2 separate regions of the Homo sapiens genome follow, and region 2 is linked to region 1. The links are chromatin contacts, found by Hi-C or POLR2A ChIA-PET in ENCODE. All regions are on one chromosome and are shown on one strand. Each heading gives the region's core, a stretch centred on a gene start or an enhancer-like site at or near the end of the contact. The rest is flanking DNA. Distances are from core to core; before and after follow the strand shown.

Region 1 (3,256 bases), core at 7-2,506:
AAGATGAAAAAGCAGAGGCTGCCTGGGAAAGTGGTGAGGCAGAGATCTAAGAGTAAAAAGGATAACAAAGTGGATAGGAATCCACAGTGGGGTCCCTTTGAGGGAAAGGGCACGTTTATTCCAGGGTTTGTGTCTAAAAAGAGCACCAGCAAACCGGTGCTCAACAAAAGGGTTGAGAACCATTTTGTGCCATGACCTGAAGTCCCACATACGGTAAACCCTGGCTCATCTGGGTGAAATAAAGGGTGAGGAAGAAGATTCAAGGGGCAGTGATCAGAGTGATACAGTGACCGATGAGAAAAAGATGCTGTTTGGAAAAACAACGTTCTAATCAGGTGCCCTAGATCATGGTAACTCATTAAGAGGACAGAGGCTGGGCACGGTGGCTCATGCCTGTAACCCCAGCACTTTGGGAGGCCAAGGCTGGTGGATCACCTCAGGTCAGGAGTTCGAGACCAGCCTAGCCAACATGGTAAAACCCATTTTGTACTAAAAATACAAAAATTTGCTGGGCGTGGTAGTGCACCCCTGTAATCCCAGGTACCCGGGAGGCTGAGGCAGGAGAATTGCTTGAACCCGGGAGGCTGAGGCTGCAGTGAGCTGAGATCGTGCCATTGCACTCCAGCCTGGGCGACAAGAATGAAACTCCATCTCAACAAACAAACAAACAAACAAAAAAGAGGACAGAAAAGTACAGAAAAGTACCAAAGTACATGCGGAAGGATCACAAATGCTATGACTCAATTCATTTACTAAAGAGGCTGTAAGGGCACAAAATCACTTCTAAGTTACAGTTCCCAGGGCAGCTGCAACAATGGCCCTTTCATGAGTTTGGCCTAATTTTGGTGCAAAGTAGCCTCAGTCCGAATTCTCCTCTGGGCTGCAGCCTCCCTTGGGCACACAGATGGTCTCAGGAGTCTAGGCCAACACTTCACATGTGCACATGTAGACACTGGCACCAGCGACGCAGAACGGTTTCCCCGAAGTATGATCAATAATGCCTCCTAAAATAAGCCTCAGAAGCTGAGCTTAAAAATAGCTCCAATTTCTCCCCGTTCCTTCTTATTTCAATTCACAGGGTGGTCTCTGGGAACTAGAACTGCTGGTTTTCTCTACAATTGACAAATCGATATTGAACCTGGAGACACTCACGGGCCAGCCTTTCACAGCCTCGGTGTTCGGTGTGTGCCATGTGGAGGTGAATTTGATCCTCATCCTTCTTGGAAGAATGAATTCTTTGCACAAACAGGCAGGGTTCCTGACACAGCCACTACACTAGCTCAGCCTCAAGAGAATGAAATACTGAGACAGATGGCTGGCTATGGCTCGTGCGGTGGGGTGGCCACACGAGGCATCGAAAGACAAGGAGGCCGGCAGCCCTGCTCTCTGAGTTTCCTCCTCTTGTTCACCAAGCAAGCGTCCCGAGGTACTTAGGGGCTTGTGTCTCCTTCCAGCTCATTCCTGGTGAGCCTCTCTGGGCAAAAACAATGGAATGGGCACTAGCCCAAAAACACTTAAGAATCACGATAGATTGCATCTACTGTCAGAAAAAGCAAAAGAAAGGAACAAATCGTTACTTGTTCCTGGTAGGCTGTGTTTGGTTTGGTTTTCGCATCTATGTGGATTGGCTGTAATAACCTCCCAAGGCAAACTACGCAAGGCCTCCTGGCTGAGCTCCACGGGCCCCTGCTCCCCAGGGCAGCTGCCCAGAAGACTCCAGAAGGAACCCTCCAGGCACGGGTAAGACAGGCTGGGGCTAGCATGTGGGGAGGGTTTGGCTTCCAGAGCCCTTCCCAGGGTTGTGGTAGAATTAGGTATGAGGCCCCTGGGTGGGCCTGTTGTTTCTATTTTTCCCCAATGGGGAGAAACCCGCCACTCTTGCCTTCATAGACCAGCTCTCACATATACTCTCGTGAATCAATTCTGGCGTCTGTGATGTCATTAAAAACTTTTTTTTTTTTAGTAGAGACGGGGTCCCACTATATTCCCCAGGCTGCTCTCAAACTCCTGGGGCTCAAGCTGTCCTCCTGCCTCAACCTCCCAAAGTCCTGGGATTACAGGTATGAGCCATTGTGCCTGGGCTGTGATGTCATTTTTAATTTATTTTTATTTATTTTATATATTTATTTTTTTTTTTTTTGAGACGGAGTCTCACTCTGTTGCCCAGGCTGGAGTGCAGTGGGGCAATCTCAGCTCACTCCAGCCTCTGCCTCCCAGGTTCAAGCGATTCTCCTCCCTCAGCCTCCCGAGTAGCTGGGACTACAGCCATGTGCCACCACACCTGGCTAATTTTTGTATTCTTAGTAGAGATGCGGTTTCACTATGTTGCTCAGGCTGATCTCGAGCTCATGAGCTCAAGCAAAACTCCCCACCTTGGCCTCCCAAAGTGCTGGGATTATAGGCGTGAACCACCGTGCCTGGCCAATTTTTTTAATAACATTTTCTTTTCTCCTTTTTTCTTATCACAATCATACTACTTCTTTATTTTGGAAAGAATAAAGAATCTTTATTCTGGAATCTCATCTGTGATTCCGTAATAAAGTGTCAGTTCGTCCCTCACTGGGTAGTAGAGAAGATCTGAGGACATAAAGTAGGGAAAGCCCACTTCATTTTGATCTGGGCTGGGAAGTACCCTGCCAGCGACAGATGTTAGTATCACCAAGGAAGGGAAAGCACCCACAAGCCTAGCGCTCTTTTTTCTTTTTCTTTTCTTTTCTTTTTTTTTGAGACAGAGTCTTGTTCTGTTGCTCAGGCTGGAGTGCAGTGGCGCGATCATGGGTCACTGTAGCCTCAACCTCCCTAGGCTCAGGTGATCCTCCCACCTCGGTCTCCTGAGTTGCTGGGAATATAGGCTACTTTTTTTTTTTTTTTTTTTTTTTTTTGTAGAGATAGGGTTTTGCCATGTTGCCCAGACTGGTTTCGAACTCCTGGGCTCAAGTGATCCTCCAGCATTGACCTCCTAAACCAGCACTCCTTTTTTTTTTTTTTTGAGACGGAGTCTCACTCTGTTGCCCAGGCTGGAGTGCAGTGGTACCATCTCAGCTCACTGCAACCTCTGCCTCTTGGGTTCAAGCAATTCTCCTGCCTCACTCAGCCTCCTAAGCAGCTGGGATTACAGACACATGCCACTACACCTGGTTAATTTTTGTATTTTGGTAGAGATGAGGTTTCACCATGTTGACCAGGCTGGCCTCAAACTCTTGACCTCAAGTAATCTGCCCACTTTGGCCTCCCAAAGCCAGCACTCATTTTTAAG
Region 2 (3,074 bases), core at 1-2,500, 100 kb before region 1:
CTCAAGTGATCCACCCACCTGGGCCTCCCGAAGTTCTGGGATTACAGGCGTGAACCACCGCGTCCGGCCAAACCTCTAAAAGGGTAGTTAAAATGAAAATATAACTAAGTTCCTAAATAAGTAAATAAGCAACCCTTTGTTAAAAAAACAATAGTACATTTAAAAATTGATTATATTATGCCTCTGCATGGGAAGTTATGCCTCTGAACAGCGGCATGGGAAATTAAGTAGGGACATCTGGGATCATGTCTATCCAATTCCAATCTGCCATTGTATTCCTATGCAGGAGCTGCAAAACTGCAAATCTACTTGACATCCCAAGTGAAACCCAATAGAGTTAGCAGAGTCAAAACGGCACAGGGAGCTGTTAGCAACCTGTTCTCAAAACGTCAAAGCAGATACCTAACTTCTTTAAAACATGGAAAACTATGTTCAGCAGCCCAGAGAAAAGTAACTGCTTTCTATGCGACCACCAAAAGCAAGGTTAGAAAGTGTTCTCTATCAGGCTTTAGGCTGAAATGGGGGCAGGGCTTGCAGATTTTCCCAGGACTCAACTCCAGGATTCCCAGCGTGAATCAGAGATGCCAACAGACAACTCACTTGGAGGCAAGATTCTTAGCGAGCTATCAAGAAAGTCCCTCACTCTCTAAAATTGTCCCCGCCCCTACAAAGAGAGGGGTGTGAAGTGTAGACACGGCTAAACCACTATTCCCACTCTGTCAGTGTCATCCTCTCCCGCCCAACCAATCTCCGTTCCATCCTCCCGCGGGCGGCTAAGATAATAAAGACCCTAGGAGGGAATCTTAGCAAGGCCAATTCCGCGAGTTCCGAAGCAAAAGCACAGGTTTTCTTTCTTTTCCGAGTCTAACCCACGTGCACTCAGACGCTCTGCCCCTGCAAGTCGGAAATATGCCTTTACAGGAAGGCAAGCAAGCCAGATTCCAGACCTCACTCAGCGTCCCCAACAGGCCCAGCCGGCTCTCTGCTAAGCCTTCTCCACGATCTCTTTCTGAAGCTGTGAGAAACTTGAGCTCGAGCTCCGCGCTCAGAAAGGGGCGAGAAGGCAGTCGGGGCGCTCCCAAACCTATTGCCTTCACCTTATAGAGGATGACTGTCCTGCCGCTGTCTGTCACTAGAAACTGGTCTGTTTTGTCGCTCTGCTCCACGCCTAGGAGTCCTTCAGGCCCGGCGCTCAGGACTACCGAAGACAACGTGAATTCTTCCTCCAGCGCTGCCATTTTGAGCAAACCTAAGTACGGCCGCGCTCACTCCCGGCAGGCCTCGCGCTTTCTCTCGCGAGAATGAACGGGCCTGAGGGGGCGAGTGCTTGCCAAACCAGGAACCTGCTCTCGCAGCCTGCGACCTCTGGCGGGCGGAAGGAGCGAGCGCGACTGTGAATTTAGCCAGGTGGGCTGGGCCGGCTTGCGTCAGACTCCGCCTCCCGAGACCACGCCTCGCCGAGTCCCGGATGTGCTCCAGGAAGGGATAGGGTAGGCGCGGAAGTGCTGCTTACTGGGTCCTGAATCGGCTGCGTGCTGTTCTAGGTGGGGACTTGAGAGACTGTAGATGGGTCTAGGGAGTGGTCGAATATAAATAAGCTAGATTTTTTTTTTTTTAATTGCAAGGGAACTCCCTAGGAATTCCATCCATGGCCTTGTGGAACGATCTGCCAAAGAAAAAATATTTATCTCTGTAGGTAAACTCCCAATAACGTGCTGTTCCTACGTGAAATGCTTAATTCCCCCCAAGTTTCTTGGAACCCTCTAGAGATCTCCAGTCTTTTCAGTCTTTCAGGCCTTCTGAGTTCTCTGACTCCCCTTCTCTGAGCCCCAGTGGGGAAAATCTCTCCTCAGCTTACAGGAAATTCAGACTAGTTTGATGAAGGTGAAGTTGAAGGTCCCCTGTGTGATTTTTGGCAAGGTTTTTATTTCCGGGAGAAATGTATGTTTCTCAGATAAGCATGGCAGATTCAATCAATAATGTTAAATAAATAAGTAAAGATAAATTGTGATGTTCTTAGGGAGAAACCATTTAATAGGCAATTACTAAACAAATGTACCCAGTGTGACAAAGTGCCTCAGTTTAGATTTAAGCATCCACCAGATCGCCATGTGTGTTGTTTCTCATTGCCCCAACATGACGACATGGGCAAAAGGAGAATATCCAGCTACTGTGAAGGAATCAAATGCAGTCTATTTTTATAATGCTAATAGGTCTTTTGTTGTTCAAAAGTAGTGGCATTATCATGGCTCACTGCAGCCTCTAACTCTTGGGCTAAATAAAGCAATCCTCCTGCTTCAGCCTCCCGAATAACTGGGACTACAGGCATCCATCACCACGCCCGGCTAATTTTTGTATTTTTTGCAGACATGGAGTCTTGCTTTGTTGCCCAAGGTGATCTTGAACTCTGATAATCTTTTAATTTTTAGGCTGGGTTGTGAGATCAAGAGGATATAGTTTATTATTATGCTTCATAACTTACTTTGTGATAGGTGGTAAGAAGAAAAACATTAAACTCAGAAGGGAGAGATAAAGCGTGGGTGTGTGGGGGAGGAAGGAGTGGTCTGTGTATGTGAAATTTTCACTAGGATGACCACAGGCCTCCTTGAGAGGATGTCTTTTTTTTTTTTTTTTTTTTTTTGAGACAGGGTCTTGCTCTGTCGCCCAGGCTGGAGTGACGCAGTCTCAACTCACTGCAATCTCTGCTTCCCGGATTTAAGCTATCCTCCCACCTCAGCCTCCCGAGTACCTGGGACTACAGACATGCACCACCATGCCCGGCTAATTTTTGTATTTTTTGTAAAGATGGGGTTTCACCGTATTGCCCAAGCTGACCTTGAATTCCTGGGCTGAAATGACCCTCCCCCCTTGGCCTCCTAGAGTGCTGGGATTACAGAGCCACAGTGCCTGGCCCAAGGGTATCTTTTGAGGATGGCATGAAGGAGGGGAGGGAGCGATCATGCAGTTAACTAGGGGAGGGAGCGATCATGCAGTTAACTAAGAGCATTCTCAGTAGCAAGTGCGCCTGGGGCACCAACAGGGAGATTCCCTAGAAGTCTATCGCAGTTATTGTA

The links. A loop is a pair of places that touch in the nucleus more often than their neighbours do. ChIA-PET counts read pairs that join two places held with the same protein, here RNA polymerase II (POLR2A). Pooled maps may share reads with other maps.
Region 2: a loop to region 1 is called in a pooled map, with 2.4 times the contacts of the local background. The contact joins the promoter of NOL11 here to the enhancer-like site in region 1. A Hi-C loop is called at or near these places in 2 of 50 pooled maps. POLR2A ChIA-PET finds 5 or more read pairs at or near these places in 4 of 52 experiments (A673, OCI-LY7, PC-9 and 1 more).

What each region holds. Positions count from the first base shown.
Region 1 is chr17:67,613,556-67,616,811 of GRCh38, reverse strand. All of the region lies in intron 5 of PITPNC1 (phosphatidylinositol transfer protein cytoplasmic 1), which reads right to left. Among named protein-coding and RNA genes, the nearest start is that of NOL11, 100 kb to the left of the region's middle. Within about 2 kb of position 1,256, at least 3 of the 41 ENCODE cell types and tissues checked have a DNase peak (open chromatin) inside an H3K27ac peak, as active enhancers do.
Region 2 is chr17:67,716,112-67,719,185 of GRCh38, reverse strand. It overlaps NOL11 (nucleolar protein 11), which reads right to left and starts at 1,250. Exons shown (of 18, transcript NM_015462.5): 1 at 1,098-1,250. The coding sequence starts at 1,238. LOC101928045 (a long non-coding RNA gene) reads left to right here and starts at 1,508. Exons shown (of 4, transcript NR_188294.1): 1 at 1,508-1,544. RefSeq lists enhancers at 1-77, 1,000-1,189, 1,260-1,339 and a silencer at 640-729.